Regions from separate parts of the Homo sapiens genome. Here region 2 is linked to region 1. The links are chromatin loops, found by intact Hi-C in ENCODE. Cell type or tissue: lower leg skin. All regions are shown on one strand. Links, peaks and the distances in the headings refer to the core of each region. The heading gives the core; the rest is flanking DNA.

What was found. Peaks named below come from ENCODE experiments on the same cell type or tissue, not always from the same donor. Only the 100,000 strongest peaks of a DNase experiment are listed, where the experiment ranks them.
Region 2: a loop joins it to region 1, with 1.8 times the contacts of the local background. A loop is called at or near these places in 8 of 110 quality-filtered maps.

The regions. Positions count from the first base shown.
Region 1 is chr16:30,721,208-30,729,207 of GRCh38, reverse strand. It overlaps SRCAP (Snf2 related CREBBP activator protein), which reads right to left. Exons shown (of 34, transcript NM_006662.3): 21 at 7,732-8,000; 22 at 6,922-7,086; 23 at 6,460-6,645; 24 at 5,979-6,245; 25 at 4,126-5,624; 26 at 1-242. Among named protein-coding and RNA genes, the nearest start is that of SNORA30, 15 kb to the right of the region's middle. In lower leg skin, for the core only: no CTCF peak of the experiment used is centred there; no DNase peak of the experiment used is centred there.
Region 2 is chr16:30,770,753-30,779,897 of GRCh38, reverse strand. It overlaps RNF40 (ring finger protein 40), which reads right to left. Exons shown (of 20, transcript NM_014771.4): 18 at 7,925-8,065; 19 at 7,708-7,809; 20 at 3,591-5,960. The coding sequence ends at 5,784. It overlaps ZNF629 (zinc finger protein 629), which reads left to right. Exons shown (of 3, transcript NM_001080417.3): 3 at 1-1,442. Among named protein-coding and RNA genes, the nearest start is that of ZNF629, 12 kb to the left of the region's middle. RefSeq lists enhancers at 3,539-3,648, 3,978-4,654, 4,655-5,333 and a silencer at 3,979-4,058. In lower leg skin, for the core only: no CTCF peak of the experiment used is centred there; DNase peaks (open chromatin) are centred at 3,826, 4,165 and 4,427; H3K4me3 peaks cover 690 bases.

The DNA of each region.
Region 1 (8,000 bases), core at 1-8,000:
TCTAGTCGCTGCTGGGGAAACAGTACAGCCCGGTGGGCAGCCTCGGTATAAGTCCAAAAGGTGGGGTGGCTGGGGCCAGGAGAACGAGGGCCGATGGGGCTGGCAACAGGTTGGGGCAGGGTACAGAAATCCAGGACTTCAGTCCCATACACAGGTGCCAGGGCCCCATGAGCCTCACTAAGTTGGAAAATCCGTTCCAGGCGTTCAGACCGCTGCCGCTTCCGCTTTTCCTCCAGGGAGTCCTGGGGGTGAGAGAAAAAGAGGAAGTAATCAGCACCCTCAGAGTCCACATCAAAACCTGACTGTTCTTCCCAGATGGAAATAAATATATAGAAACCATGGGATCCAAAAATACACTATGCTTTTTGTAGTTTTCCAAGTTATCAATGAGAACTATTCTTTCTCAGAAGTTATGTTAAATAACTTTCTTTTTTATGTTAAATAACTATTCTTTCTCAGAAGTTATGTTAAGTAACTTCTCTCCTAGAGAAAACTGATCTTTCCTTGTATGCTACCAAAGCAGAATGACTGAATATTCAAAATTAAGATCTACAATTCCAACAAGTTTATAGAATGGACGATTTGTGGGTATTTTCCTACGTAACACTCAACTCCAGGACTATAGCCTTCTTCAAATCACTGACCAGGATACAGAGGCGCCAATCAAATCCAGACCAGGTTTTTGCCAAGGGCCAGACTGGAATGGGGTGGAATGGGAACAGCTAACCGGACATCCGAGTCTCATCACTCTGAGACAGAAAATGGGCAACCCGGCAGTGAGGACACCTGGATGACTTTGACCCAATCCTTTCCCATCTTTGTGCTTCCAGTTTCACAGTCTGAAAAACTTCTTTGTATCACTTATTATGCTTGTAGTTACACATCTGTATGATTATTTAACTAATATCTATCCACTACACGGTAGGCCCCATACAACATGAACTGTGCCTTGCTCACTATAATCACTCAGTAACTAGCACAATTAAGCTCTCAATACATTTATCTGTTAACAAAATGAACAAATGAGGGAGACTAGACCCCAAGAGATAGTTGTGAAAAGAGGAGTGTTCCAAATCTCCTTCCTGACTGCTACCAAGTTTCACCTCTTGGCTTGAAGTGCTCTATGTGAGGGAAAAAAGGTGTCCTAGCAGACGGAAAAACCAATAAACTCAAAGAGCTAGTTCCTTTTGAGGCTAGCTCCCAATAGTAGCAAAAAGAGAAAATCTGGCCAGGAGCAGTGGCTCAAGCCTATAATCCCAGCACTTTGGGAGGCCTAGGTGGATGGTTTGAGCCTCCTATTCAAGACCAGTTTGGGCAACATGGCAAAACCGCATCTCTACAAAAAATACAAACAAGGGCCAGGCGCGGTGGCTCACACCTGTAATCCCAGCACTTTGGGAGGCCGAGGCGGGCAGATCATGAGCTCAAGATATCAAGACCATCCTGGCCAACATGATGAAACCCTATCTCTACTAAAATTACAAAAAAGTTAGCTGGGCGTGGTGGTGCAAGCCTGTAGTCCCAGCTACTTGGGAGGCTGAGCAGGAGAATCGCTTGAACCTGGGAGGCGGAGGTTGCAGTGAGCTGAGATCGCACCACTGCACTGCAGCCTGGTGACAGAGTGAGTCTCCATCTCAAAAAAAGAAACAAACAAGTAGCCTGGCATGGTGGCACAAGCCTACAGTCCCAGCTACTTGGAGGGCTGAGATGGGAGGTTCACTTAAGCCCAGGAGGCTGCAATGAGCGGAGACTGTGCCACTGCACTCTAGCCTGATTGACAAAGTGAGACACTGTCTCAAAAAAAAGACTATTTGTAAACCATACGTCTGAAAAAGGATCTGTAATCAGAATATATAAAGAACTCTTACAACTCAATAATAAAAAGACAACCCATTTTAAAAGGGCAGAGGATCTGAACAGATAGTTCTTCAAAGATACACAAATGGCCAGCATGGTATTTCAACCACATGAAATAAAGCTCAACATTAGCCAACAGGGAAATTCAAATCAAAATCACAATGAACTACTACTTCACACCCAGCAGGATGGCTATAATCAAAGTGATGATGTGCCAGGCATGGTGGCTCACACCTGTAATCCTAGCACTTTGGGAGGCTGAGGCGGGCAGATCACTTGAGGTGTGGAATTCGAAACCAGCGTGGCAAACATGGTAAACCCCATCTCTACTAAAAATACAAAAAAATCTGGCCAGGTGCAGTGGCTCATGTCTATAATCCCAGCACTTTGGGAGGCCAAGGCAGGCGGATCACCTGAGGTCAGGAGTTCGAGACCAGCCCGGCCAACATGGTGAAACCCCATCTCTACTAAAAATAAAAAAATTAGCCAGGCGTGGTGACGCCATGCCTGTAGTCCCAGCCACTCGGGAAGATGACACAGGAAAATCGTTTGAGCCTGGGAAGTGGAGGTTGCAGTGAGCCGGGATGGTGCCACTTTACTCCAGCCTGGGCAACAGAGCAAGATTCTGTCTCAAAAATAAAATAAAATAATAAGAATACAAAAAAATTAGGTAGGCATGGTGCCACATGCCTGTAATCCCAGCTACGAGGGAGGTTGAGGTGGGGTCACTTAAACCCAGGAGACAGAGGTTGCAGTGAGCCAAGACCGTGCCAAAGCACTCCAGCCTGGGTAACAGAGCAAGACTCCTTCTCAAAAAAAAAAAAAAAAGTATTGGCTCAAATGTGGAGAAACTGGAATCCTCACAGACTGCTGGTGGTAATGTCAAATGCTGCAGCCACTTTGGAAAAGTCTGGCAGTTCCTTAAACAGTTAAAACCTAGTTACAATATAACCCAGCAATTCTTCTCCTCAGTATGTATCTAACAGAAACTGAGAACACCTGTCCATACAAAAACTTGTACATGAAATGTTCACAGCAGCATTGTTCATAACAACCATAAAGCAGAAGTAACACACGTTTCCATCAACTCAAGGATAAAATGTGGTATTCATACATTATTATTCAACATAAAAACAAATGAAGTACTGATATACGCTATAACACAATAAAATTCAAAGAACATTAATCTAAGTAGAAGATGCCAGTCACAATGGACCACACATTATACATTATGACTCCATAGGCAAAACTAGAGAAATAAAAAAGTAGGATGGTAGTCATTCAAGACTAGGAGGGACGGAGGGATTGGGGAATGCTGGCTAACAGGTGCAGCGTTTCTTTTTGGGGCCACGGAAAGGTTCTAAGTTGATTGTGTTGATGATTGTACAACCCTATAAATATATTAAAAACCTATTGTACAGTTTAGGGCCAGGCATGGTGGCTCACACCTATAATCCCAGCATTTTGGGAGGCCGAGATGGGAGGATCACTTGAGGCCAGGAATTCGAGACCAGCCTGGTCAAGAGTGGGAGACCCCCATCTGTATTTAAAAAAAAAACCAAAAACTATTGTACAGTTTAAATGGGTAAATCGAATGGTATATGATTTATAGCACAAACTGTTACCAAAAAAAACCAAGTGGCAAGAGGCTATTATCTACTTGCAGAGCAATCCCTCTACTCTCTACTTCCAACCAGCCAGGACCAACCTAGCGGCTGGTCAGGTAAAAACCAAAGGTGGAGTCAATGGCACTGGTGGAAGGTGGGGGAGTAGGCATGAAGCAAAGACTAAGCAGCAGCTCTGATTACAGTGGGGAAAAGCCAGAGGGCGTGGAGGGACCCACTGGACCTTCCTTCTCCTTAGTTCTGGTTTACTTAAGCTGAACTGTGAGTTTAACTCAAGTACTACACAGACATGGGCCTATATACATAGTACAGGAAAGAAACAGCTACCGGAAATCATAAAAGGGACAGAGAAGAGTTCCTTTTACTGCCCATTTATTACCGTGCGGGTTAAAAAACGGGAAAAGAGGCCGGGCGTGGTGGCTCACCCCTGTAATCCTAACACTTCAGGAGGCTGAGGCAGGCGGATCATGAGGTACACGCCCAGGGAAGAGAAGGGACTTGTCCAAATGTCACTCAAGTACTTGGTCCATAACATTAAGCTTTGTAATTCACCAGGTTAAATGTGACATCACTGTTCCATCCACCCTACCAACACTCCAAAGAAACTCAACTTCCTGTTCCCTCTTGAGGAAGTAAAACTTACCAGATAAAAAGGGGAACGAGGTGGTGGGGGGGGCTGGCGTCGAGGCCGGGGGCCACCAAACGAGGTAGCAGTGGAGGGAGGGCTGGGGGGACCAGAGCGCAATGTCAGTGTGTCAGGCTCATCCTTGGAAACAGGCAGCCGGGATACCATGGTGACAGGCAAGGGAGCGGCACCAGATGCCGAAACCACAAGGGAAGATGCCTGGGAAGCTGGGGACTGTGTGGAGGCTGGGGCCAGCGCCAAGGTCTGAGCTGCGGCCGGGCCCAGGGTAGGAACTGGGGCAGGGCTCAAGGTCAGTGTCTGCACTGAAGCTGGGGCCAGGAGTGAAGCAGATGACGATGCTGGAGCCAAAGTCAGCGTGTGAGCTGGGGCTGGGCCCACTGGAGAAGCTGGAGCCAGAGGGGGTGCTGGAGCCAGAGACAGCGTCTGAGTTGGACCCAGTGGTGGTCCTGGTGCCAAAGACAGTGTCTGGGCTGGAGTTGGTACCAGGGATGATGCTGGAGTTAATGACAATGTCTGAGTTGGAAAGGGTCCCTGGGGGTTCCCCGTTCCCAAAGAGAGTGTCTGAGATGGAGATGAGCCTCCAAGAGTGGGTGCTAAAGCTGGGGCTAGGGCCAGTGTCTGCGTAGAAGCCGGGCTCGGGAGAGGTGACGGAACCGGGGCTGGTAGCATAGTTTGAGTTGATGATGGAGCCAACACAGGGGTTGGAGCTGGTACCGGTGAAGCTGAGGCTAAAGAGGTTCCTGGAGTAGACGATGGAGCCATAACTGGAACCGGAGTCTGTGATGAAGCCAGGACAGGAGCAGCACCTGGCGATGGTGCCAGGACCGGAAGAGGAGCCAGAGGAGGAGCTGGAGAAGGAGCCAGAATTGCTGTCTGTGGAGCCGCCATAGGAGCCAGAGGGGTGGCTAGAGCCTGAGATGCAGAAGATGCTGGAGCCAGAAGGGAAGCCTGAGCTGGAGCTGGATTTGGTGCTGACGGAAAAGGACTGGCCAGAGCCGAAGCTGGCACCAGGACAGGTGAGCATGCTGGGGCCACGGTTGAGTTCAACCCTGGAACATGTGAAGAGGTGGGAGCCAACAACAGAGGGTGACCAGGTGTCTGAGATGAAGACAGGGATGGAGCTGTGGCCAAACCTAGAGTCAAGGCTGATGCTGACGGGGAAGCACCAGATGGTGCCAAGGAGGGAGGTCCAGGAGCCGCTGGGACAACAGGTGCCAATGGTGGAGTCACACTGGTCAACAGAGCTGGGCCCGAAGCAGAAACAGTCAAGGGGGCTGAGATGGGGATGGTGAGTGGAGCCGAGGCTGGGGCAGGAAGTGTGGTGGGGACAGAGATGGGGAGTGAAGATGACAATGGAACTGAGACTGTAGAGGACACAGGACTAGCAAGGGGAGAGGAGTTGGGAATTGGCATTGGAGAAGAGGCTGGCCCAGGGAGGGAGGATGGCACGTGGAGAGGAGAAGAGATGGTCAAGGGGGCAGCTCCGGGGGCTGAAGCTGTGGAGAGAGAGGATGAGTTAGCCCCAGAATTCTTTTCCTGAGCCTTTCTACTCCCTGTCCCATCTTTCCCATACCCCCAAGCTTCCCATTTCCCAGAAGGCATTCACTCCCACAACATGAAGTCAAACATCCAAGTAATCTGACAACTTTAGATTTTCTTCCCCTCCAAGATTCCAGCAAATAGATCTTGAAATTAGGTCAGGGCTCAGGCAGCCCAGTTCTGGGGCCCACTACAAATCAAGGCAGTACGCTGATATGAAAAAACCTGTACTAAAACTAAGAAACCTTGAGGCGACCCCATCTCGTCTCCATTCCTGGCAAGGATTTCTGGCCTCAGCCACCTGGACTCACCACTGACTTCAGGTGAAGGACTGTGGACCAGCTTGAGAAGAGGCCTCACCAGAGTGGGTGTGGGCATGGGGGCTCGAGCAGTACCCAGAGTAGGTGTGGGTAGCCGGCCAGGGGTTAACGTGGGGCGTGGATTCAACACAGCTGGAAGCCCAGAGCTCGGAGGCCGGGGTGCTGGGGCCAATGGAGGAACAGGAGTCAGTCCATCCCGAGGGGCTTGTCTCACTACAATCTTCACCACGCCTGTATTATTCACCATGGTTGGTGGCACTGCAAGAGGAAGCTACACTGAGAGGAAGGTAGAAAAGAAACAAAAGACCCAAAGAATGGAAGAAGTCCAGGGGCAGGAGAAGGTGGCAGACAGGTATCATAGATATTCGCAAGGGAAAACAACACTGAGGGAAGGCTGGACAGACAGTAGCCCAGCGCATGCCTGGAAGGACCAAGGCCAGCAAGGGCTAAGTAGGAAGGCCAGGAGCCTCACCCTGGTTAGCAGCAAGCGGAAGGCTGAGGCCAGTAGGGGCAGGGGTGGTGCTGGGGGTCGAAGAAGGCAGCACAGAGACAGGGGTAGGGCCAGGGGTCGGGGCCACGGCCTGGATGAGGGCCACATGGGCAGGCTGGCTGATGAGATGGTGCTGCCCCCCTGCTGACACGAGGTGCACCACATTCCCTGGGTTAAGGGAAGAGAGAAAGAGAGAGAGAAGCAGCTATCAGCCTGAGGAGGGCAGAGGCAAGGCAAGAAGAGAAGAAAAGAACAGAGAGGGAATACATTCTCTAGAATGACCTCTTCCCTATCTTTATCCAAGATCCCTCCAACCATGCCCGTTGGCCCCACCCACCAAAAGCTTGGGTAAGAAACATAAAGGCTGACATTCAAAAAAGTCACAAAAACAAAGAGACAGGGAAGAGGAGGAAAAAGGCAGGACAGGGGGTGGGTTTTACCTACTTTGCAGCGGGCGGGGCTGCCCCACAGCAAGCTGGCGCACCTGGGCACCAGTCAAAGTCAGCTTGTTGCCCTGGATTTGGAAGGTGAGAGGTTTGCTTCCCCCTGCATTAGCCACTGGACGTTGTGCCAGTGAGGCTAACTGCCCGATGCTGACCACTTCGCCTGCTAAAAACAGAGAAGGCCTTATTGTACACAAGGCTCATCCTGCTCAACACCACTTCACAGACCCCATGAAGCACACCTCTCCCCCGAGTGTCCAGTTCAAACAACTAAGCCCTTCCCACAATTTACCATGTCCCAATAAACTCAGCCTCCACCTACAGCCTTTGAGCTTTTCATGTGCTACTCCTTCCAATCCCATTTGCTTAGCAATCTCTTTTATATCCTCTAACATGGCCTGCCACCAGACTGAGCTAATCACCACCATCTGCTCTACACTGTCCTTTTACCCCAATACTTTTCTACTGCTAGGCTTACCACTATTTATTCATCTATGTGTCATCTCCCTATGTCAATTTCTTAAGGGCTCTTAATTATGATCTGACAATGTCTGGCATAATGCCTAACATATGTTAGCTGCCTCAATTTTTTTTGACACAGGGTCTTGCTCATGATTGCAGTGGCGTAACCATGGCTCACTGCAGCTCCAAACTCCTGGCTGAAGCAAACCTCCCACCTTGGCCTCCCAAAGCACCGGGATTATAGGCATGAGCCATCATGCCTGACCCAGCTGCCTAAAATTTGATGCTCTCATGGTCCTGAGCTTTCCTCCCATCTCAAGTCCCTCACCACAGAGCCCTGGGAACTTACAGGGCAGGCGAGCCTGCATATCGGGAGATAGAATGAGGCGCTGTGGTGCAGGAGTCGGAGCTGGCACTGCTGTGGTGGTAGCAGTTGCCGTGGTGGTAGAAGTGGTGGTGGCAGCAGCAGGAGGGAAGGTGTAGCCTGGTGGCACTGTCAGGGGCTTCAACAGGCTAGAGGAGCCTGGAGGTGGGGCTGGGCTCAGGCGAACTGGGGCAGGTGGTGTTGGCTTTAGGGACAAGGTTGGCGTGGGAGGCCGTGAGGTCCCACTCAGGACC
Region 2 (9,145 bases), core at 449-8,448, 50 kb before region 1:
TGCTCAGCGCTGGGTCAGAAAGGAAGTGCTTGCCAACCCCAGTAATGCGCTGTCCTGGAGTAAGAGGACTGAGATGCCAGCTGTGGGGCCCGTCAGGAGTCACGTCTCAAGAGAGGGGTGACCCAGATTTTTGCAAAGCTGTGGAAGAGACCTCTAATTCCATGACCTAAAGTTTCACACAACCTTTATGCAAATCCTTCGCCATTTGTCTATCCTGGCCCCAGCAGGATGACCCTCACATTTAAAAGGATCAAAATCTCAAACATTGTGGGAGGAAAACGCCAGGCCTGCTGGGGAGAGGGAGAAGGCAGGCCTCAGGATTGTGCGGAGAACCATGTTGCCATCTGCATAACGCCCCAGCCTATCCAAGTGCCAGGAAGGGAAGCACTACTGAGGGGGGTGCTGCCTGTGGGTCTCTTCCTAACAGAACGCCAACGAAGGGGGTGCCCTGTAAGAATGAGAAGTCTGCCAAGTCTAAGGAGATGTCCCCCTCCCCAAGATGGTAGCAGAAACTGAAGTTGTAAAGACAAACCTCTCGCAAAGCCAGAAGCAGATGCTCTCAAAAACAGGCCTAAGGAATCTGTTCCCAGAAGAGGCCTGGGGAGCAGCTTTTGGGGCTCAGAGGCCAGTCTGGGGGGAGGCAGGCAGTGTGACTGAAGGCCGGCGCAGGCCTGTTTCGGACTAGGGTGTAGCATATTTAGTAGGATGCTCACATGTTGTAGGGATGGGTGAGGGCTAAGGGGCTTGGCTCTTGTACGGGATGGATGATGTGAGCGCACAGTTCGTAGGGTCAGGCGTCTTGCGGTAGGAAAGGGGCAGGGTTCGATACCTCTGGGGTGTGGCGTGTTCTCTCTTGCCCACCTCCCCAAGCTCCTTTAACCAGGAGCTTCCCTCCCAGAGTGAGCTACGTCTTGGGAGGATTGAAGCAGGGAGGTGGCAGTGGCTAGAGTTGCTCAGATCGGCTCAGATGAAGGCCCAGGGGTCAAAGCATTTGCTCACCACAACTGAGTCTGGAAGGCACTGTGCAGCCAAACCCTCTTGTCCAATCACATGCAGGCCCCAGGCCCCTCAGAAACGCCCTGGTGGAGGGAGGAGCCCAACAGATAGGGTCAGGGAGTCAGTGGGGAAAGCAGAGGGGAGAGCTTAGAGTGAAACTTGAAACTGCTATGGACATGGAGGTCAGATGGGAACTTGGAACTGGGCATGAATCCTGAATGGTGGGGAAACTTGAAGCCATCACAGCCAAGAGGTGGGGTTCCATGACCTGCCCTGAGGTCAGCAGCTCCCAGACTCCTTTGCCCTCACTAGGGAAGCCCCAGTCACCGGACTTGTCCCCATGGAGTGAAGAGAGGCCCCATTTTTGAGTGTTGTGTGTCCAAAACAGTGTTGTGTCACTGGTGGTCATGTTGCTTAGTTGAAGAGAATAAAGGGAATAAGATTTCCTGGGTGTTTCTTGTTTTTTCTTTCAGCCTAAAGTGAGCTGAAAGAGTGTGGCCTCACCTTAAGCCGGAGCCCAGGAGTGACTGCAAAAGCTCAGCCCAGCCCCAGGCCCACCCTTCACCCAGGGGCCCTAAAATCCCCATCCATTGCTGGCTTGTGGGAAGCTGAAGAGTTTATGAAGTTTTAAGCTGCAGTCCCTTGGTGCGGAAAGGGATAAATCTGATGAGATGGCAGCCAAGCTAAGCTGTTCTCATCGGTGCCTGGCCTTCCCACCAGCAGGACTGCAGAGTGGCCGCCTGGTGGCTCTGGCGCTGGCCAGCTCAGGCCCAGCTGTGCAGCCCCAGGGAGGCCTCTCTGACCACCATACCCGCAACCTGCCACAGGGAAGTTCTGAGGATCTAGTTTCAGAAGCTGGCATCCACCACTCCTGGTTCACTTGGGGACCCTGGGAGAGGTGGGTGGAGACCTGGCTTGTCATCACTGCCAGGATGTCAGCCCTTGTGCCCTCACTGTGTGGAGAGGCGAGGCTCAGAGAAGGGCAGCCAATTGCCCAAGATCCACAGCAAGTCCGTGAAGGAAACCAGAATGGCCAGGAACTCAAGCATGTTTTGTGCCCACTCCATCCCAATCTCAGGCCTGCCTCAGTGCTCAGTCTCCTGGGCCCTGGGCCTGGCCATGGGGGATTGGGGGAATCCTGCCCCAGCCAGAAAGTGTCTCCCCACCTTTCCTGTACCCCTCTGACCACAACCCAGGGCAGGTTCAGTGTCTCCTTCCCTTCCCCACCTGGAAAGGGGGGTGGGAGGAGAGGAGAAGCAAGTAATGAAGGCTACTCTACATTCTCTGTGTGCCAAGCCCTGGGGACACTGAGGTCTATCAGGAGTCCCAGTGCTGGAGAAATCTGCAGGAAAGTGACTACAGCAGAAGAGCAGACACAGGGCAGTGACTGCCTCAGAGATTTCGCAGAAGGGCTGTGGACCCAGAGATGGTGCCTGCCACAGTGGAGGGTCAGGAAGCTTTCCGGGGAAAGTGACCTGAAGGATGAGGGCTGCAAGAAGACCCAAGAGTAGGTGTATCGGCTGGGGGTGGGATGGAGGACAGGGGTGCATAACAGTTGGGTATGGGCTTAGAGCAGAGAGGGGACTATGGGAAGACAGAGGCAGAGAGCAGAGCCCACAGTGTGGAGCCCCTGGAGGAGCTCGGGGAAGGTACCACTTGGGGATATTTGAGAGTGACATGATCTCTCTTCTCTCCACAAGAACAGTGGTGATTCTCCAGGTCTGGAGCTCAGGAAAGAGGAGTGGCTGGAGCAGTTAGGTCCTTATCAGCTTAGCTATAGCCATAACCATGAATAAACACACACAAAGTGGCAAAGTAGAAGGTCTAGTTTAGGGGTGGAGGAAGAGGACCAGCAGAAGACAGTATGAGAAAAACCAGGACAGGACAGCGTAGCACCGTCGGATGCAAGGGAAGTTTTGAGAAGACAGCGGTCTACATCAGGCAACCCACTGGCCAATCACAGGCAGTGCCCAAGGTCTGGCTGAAACGGGCATGTCCACCACTGATGCCAACATCTGTTCACTCCCAAGAAGACAGCCAAGGTCGGGGTGGGCCCAGGAGTAGTTTTGGTCTGCCAGTCCCTGGGCAGCAGCCCAGGGTACCGCTGCCACTGGGACCACTAGGGGTGGTAAGCAGTCAAAAAATTAAGGCAAATCCTCCCGGCACCGGAGCCTCATGGGAAATGTTTATTAAGAGTTTGGTTCCTGGCCGGACACAGTGGCTCACGCCTGTAATCCCAGCACTTTGGGAGGCCGAGGCAGGCAGATCATGATGTCAGGAGTTTGAGACCAGCCTGACCAACATGGTGAAACCCTGTCTCTAAAAATACAAAAATTAGCTGGGCGCAGTGGTGCACGCCTGCAGTCCCAGCTACTCGGGAGACTGAGGCAGGAGAATCGCTTGAACCCGGGAAGTAGAGGTTGCAGTGAGCCGAGATCGTGCCACTGCACTCCAGCCTGGGAGACAGAGTGAGACTCCGTCTCAAAAAAAAAAAAAAAAAAAAAAGGTTTGGTTCCTGCCACCACATCAGTGGTTGCTGCCTCACTGACATTGTGGGATCTTCACCCCGTTCCCTTGGACTTGACCTTGAAAAAGTGGTTTGATGCCGACTTTTATTAGGTATGAAGACCCACGAGGAGAGTTTTGCCCCTCTGATAAGGAGACCGGGTGGCCTTTAGCGCAGATATCTAGAGAGACGATGCGGAATTACTTGGCATCTACTCAAGAGCCCAGGCGAAGGCTACTCCTGGAAGGGGACCGCGCTTACGGAGGCCTGGCTGACCTCCACCCGTGACCGGTGCGGCGCTCCTGAGACTGGCGCTCTCCAGGGGCGAAGGTGGCCGCGTCTCTATGATGCAATATCCTGCGTTTTTCCCACCCTCGCACCGCTGCCCCAGGCCATCGGCACTTTCTCTGCGGCCCGATGTCCTCCCCTGCCGCGGCCCGCGCTTCCACCAGCGTGCCCGCCGCCGCCGGCCCTACGCCCGAGGTCACCGTGGCGGCCCGCGTCTCCTTCTCCAGTTCGTCCTGGTCCAGCAGCGGCGGCCCCGCTTAAGTCCCGGGCGCCAATAGGGTCCGAAGGCGCCACCGCTGAGACGCACGCGGCCCCTGCCGTGGCCATAGCACTGTCGCCAGCGCCTGAACCAACACCGCTCCGCACCGGCTCTGGCGCCAGCCCCAGTCCTGCCTCGGTGAAGGATCCGCCCGGGGCGCCTGCAGCGCGCTGAGCCCAGGGGCGCCGCTCGGTACACGCCGCACCGCTCCCGAGGCCGATTGCAACGAGGGAAGTCACCCAGCTGAGGTGTCCCGATCTGTGCATTCGAGTGGTGTGGGGGTGAAGCCGCTGAGAAGCGGTCCGCAGGATCCAGTTCAGGCCGGCCTTTGGCCAGCGCAACCGGGAAACTAGCTCTCTCTCCGAGAACCTCCTAACCATGTGCGGACCAGGAACTACACTTCCCAGGATGCAGCCCGAGGAGTCCCGGCATCCCCCGGCCATGACAGCCAAGGACGTGGTCAGACCGGGGTCGGTGGGAGCAGGACAGGCGGCTCCGCGACGACCACCACGCTCTCCCCTTCAGGCCCAGTCCGGGATCCCTGCCGGCCGTTAAGTCTGAGCCCTCCCAGGCTCACACCAAGCCAGCAAAGTGCTGCTCAGCTGCTGCAGCTAAAATCGGGGGACTACATTTGGGGTGCGCGGCCTGGCTACTCTGGCTGCAGGCCGAGGGTTGAACGTTTATTCATCACAATTAACAGCCTATACAAGCATCTCTAGAACAGAGGCTGTGGGTCCAAACGGGTCCCTGCAGCTCCAACCCTCTGGCCTCTCCGGGCACTGCCCTCACAGCCGATGGAGCATGGCTGGGCAGGCAGACAGGACACAGGCTCAGTCACAGGGTGTCAGGGGGAAGCTCTTCTAGCTGGAATGATTGGAAGTTGGCCCAGCGGCTGGGGCTGGTCTGTCCCTTCCCCTCCTGGGAAGTTCCACCTCCACTGTAGTTAAGGCCACCAGGATGAAAGCAGGGTTAGGTCCAGGGACCCAGTAGAGCCTTGGGATGCATGAGGTGGGGGTAAATGGGCTTGGCAGAGAAATGGAGATTGGGAAGGGGCCTGATTAGAATAGAAACTGATGATGTTGGTTCAGCACCTGCAAGATGAGGAAGGTGACTGCAGCAACCTTAGAGCTTCCCAAAGGAAGCAAGTGATGCCCCCATCTGCCAAGAGGGTACCTCCTTCAGCCCTTGGCACAAGAGCCAGACCAAGGTGTCCAGGGAACTCCACAGGACAGAAGCCCTGCCGAGGTTAGGGGGATGGTGGGTGAAGGAAAGTCTTCCTGGGGCCTGCAGCCCAGTCTCAAACAAGGAACAAGGACATGGCTCACTGGTCCTCATTTGTGAGCCAGTAGGCAGGGAGCGAGCCTTCTCTAGGGTAGATCACAGCCTGGGGAATTTTCCTTAGGGTTAGGATGCATCCACGGAGACAGACAGGTTAGGGCCAGTTTCCGGGAAGCTCAGTCAAGTGCTCTGGGCTCCTCAGGCCTCTCAGGCAGACCTTTTCTGTAGGGCAGTGCCCCCTAGGCTGCAGCTCTGACCTTTAGGAAAAGATGGAACGAAGCTTGGCTGATCCCATGCCCACTAGCATGCACCAGGGTCCCCAAACCAACTAGATGGGCAGGGGCTGGGCCCATGGGGTCCGGAATGGAGGGTGGGGCCACTAGACCTGGGGTGGGGAGGAGATGGGGGCACAGCCCCCAGGGTCCATGGTGTTCCAGAGTCCCCTGAGTTTCAGGTTCAGCTGATGTAGATACGATGGAAGTCGTGGGCACCAAAGGCCGCGTTGCACTTGGGGCACTTCCTCTGGCGGGCCTCATAGCGGCCCCGCACGCACTCGAAGCAGAAAACGTGGAAGCACTTGGTAAGGACTGCATCCTTCTTGCGGGTGTTACAGCAGGGGCAGGTCAACCGCGCCTGGGCCAGGCAAAGGCATCAGCTTGGGAACAACTCTGACAGTGCCCAGACCCCAAGCTGACAGCAGGAGGAGTCCAGGCCAAGCCCACCACACTGGAGACTGCACCTCATCCTCCCATAACCCTGGAGGTAAGGACGAGCACTCTATGAATGAGCAAACTGAGGTGCAGAGGCCAAGGTCTCAACACTAGAAATCAGCAGAGTCCGGATTCATCACTGGGCAGTGATGGCTATCATGTGTCCCCTCAAAAGGACAAGGACCCACAGGCCCAGCCTGGACTCTGCCTTGGGGCTTCATCTCCTGCCCCACTGGCCGCCTCTGGTGAAATCCCAATCTTGTCTACCTCTTCACCTGCACTTGCTAAGTCACAGCTGGAATGGCAATGCAACTAGAAATCTGTTCTCTCTACCCTCAACTGGGCCCAGCCTCGACACTGGCCAGAGACCCTGCCGTGGGTCCCTTCTTAGCCTGAGACCTCTCTTCCGCCACCAGGAGGGTCTCACCTCCAACTCCAGACATGGATTGACTCAACTCAGCATCCCCCAACAGTGCTCCTCCAGCCTGCTAAAATCCCAGCCCAGCCTGCCGCCTCAGCAGCCTCCCTGCCATCACTCCTGTCTCCCAGGACCCTACACACCAGCACTGAACAGGCTCCCAAGCCTGCCTCTACCCCATGGCTGCCTCCAGCTGCCTCTGCCCTTCAAGGCTCAACTGCTTCCAAGGGATGACCAAGTCATATGTGGCTTCCACCTCTGCCTCTACTGACATTCCCCAAGCCTGTTCTCCAGCCCGGCCCTTTTGCCTTGAGCACCTTCCCAGCCTCCCAAAGGGGTCCCACAGGCACCTTCTCAGCATCCTTTGACACCATCCCATAGAACCTGCTCCCCCGCAGGCCTCCTAACCCCCTAAATGGTACTAACTATCCACCTAGTTTCTCAAACCAGGAAACCAGGAGTCCTCCAAGTGTTCCCTTTCCCTCACTCCATGCATTCGATCCACCCCCGAGTCCAAGCAATTCTGCCTCTGAAATGTCTCCTGAACCCATCTACTCTGGTTTCTGCCTCAGTGACTGCAATACCTTAACAATTTCCCTGCCTCCAGTCTACCTCTTCCAGCCCAAAACCAACAACAAATCTAACCACATCACTCTCCTGTTTAAAACCCTTTGAGGTCTCAACCTGGCGTACCGCACTCTTCAGGAGGTGACACGGCCCAACCTCTCCACATTGGCTCCTCTGATTACAACCTCCGGTGCTGTCCCAGCAACCCCTCCGCTCAAGCGTCCACATCTGCTGTTCCCTTTGCCTAAAGCTACTCACTCCCGTTCCTCACAGCCACGTCTGGCCTATTCTTCAGGTCTGCTGTGGTGACATTCACTCCAGGAAGCCTGCTGACCCCAGGGCCAGGGGAAGGGCCTCCCCTGAGTCCCCTCAGCCCCTCTGGCCTCTGCCATCATATTACACATCTGGGATGAGAGAATTACTTGGCTGCCTCCTCCCCTGACTGTCAGTTTCAAGAAGTCAGAGACCAGGGCCAGTTCCTAGCCTCCCAACCCACACCCAGCCAAGCACTGTGCCTGGCTCACAGTACATGTACAGCAAACAGCATTTGACTCTGTGACCACTGTGCTGCCCACTTTCTGCTGCCCTACATTACTTCCAGGGTCCCCAGACTCTCCACTAGTCTCAGCAATCCTGCATCTACAATTCTCAGGTGGATAGGGCACAACTTGGCCCACAGCCCCACCTTGTACTCCTTGATCTCCTCCTGGAGGATTTCGTCGGCATCTGCGTAGACCTCCACCTTCCTCTGCTTTTCCAGCTTGCGCCGCAGCCGTGAGATGTCCTCCTGGGGCAGGAGAGGCCTGGCTAAGGGCAAGGGTCCTCAACCTTGAGCCGCTTGCCCCCAGGATAGGTCCGTGACCGTGGACCACCCTGGCCTGGCCCCTCACCCCTGCACACACCTGAGCCCTCTTGAGGTTGAAGCTCTCTTTCTCACGAGCAGCCCGGCTCTCTGCCAGGCAGGGCTGGATCTCCCGCAGCCGAGTCTGCACGTGCTCCAGCTGCACCTTCAGGTCCTCGGCCAGCTGGGCGGCTTCTACAGCCTGAGTAGGGTGGAACAGGAAGGAGGCACTGGTCTGAGCCTGGTGACTCAGGCATGTGGAGTCACGGCCCACCAATGCTTCTGTCCAGGGCCCCAGTGACACCTGCCCTGGAGCTGCTCCTGCCTCCTGAGCCCTAAGCCCTCCCCTCCTGTTCTCCCTCTCCAGTTCCTCCCGTGTGATGCTGTTTTTTGGGGTTTCTTTGTTTTTTGTTTTTTTGAGACGGAGTCTTACTCTGTCCCCCACGCTGGAGTCCAGTGACACGATCTCAGCTCACTGCAACCTCCGACTCCTGGGTTCACACCATTCTCCTGCCTCAGCCTCCCGAGTAGCTGGGACTATAGGCGCCCACCACCACACCCAGCTAATTTTTTGTATTTTTAGTAGAGATGGGGTTTCACCGTGTTAGCCAGGATGGTCTAGATCTCCTGACCTCATGATCTGCCCGCCTCGGCCTCCCAAAGTGCTGGGATTACAGTCGTGAGCCACCACGCCTGGCCTGCTGTCTGGTTTTTGAGCTTTCACAAGGCTCTCCTCTCTGCTCCCCTCAACTTCCCCACCACACATGCAGCTCCCCTGGGCCTCAGCTCAAGTGTCACCTCCTAAAAGGCTCCCCTATTTTTCTTTGACAGCACCTCAGATTCCTGCACAAGGCTTACTGTGACATGCACTATTTTATTTGGGGGATTACTGGCCTGCTCTGCCTGCCAAGACCTGAAGTTCCAGCTTTGACTGGAAGGCAGGGACCTTCTTGTTCCCAATGTCTCCACAGCAATCAGCGCAAGGCCTAGTACATAGCAGGGATGTAAAATATGCTGCTTAAATGGGCCAAGCACAGTGGCTCACACTTGTAATCCCAACACTTTGGGAGGCCAAGGCGGGCAAATCACGATGTCAGGAGTTTGAGACCAGCCTGGCAAACACAGTGAAACCCCGTCTCTACTAAAAATACAAAAATTAGCTGGGCGAGGTGGCAGGCTCCTGTAGTCCCAGCTACTCGGGACACTAAGGCAGAAGAATCGCTTGAACCTGGGAGGCGGAGGTTGCAGTGAACTGAGACCGAGCCACTGTACTCCAGCCTGG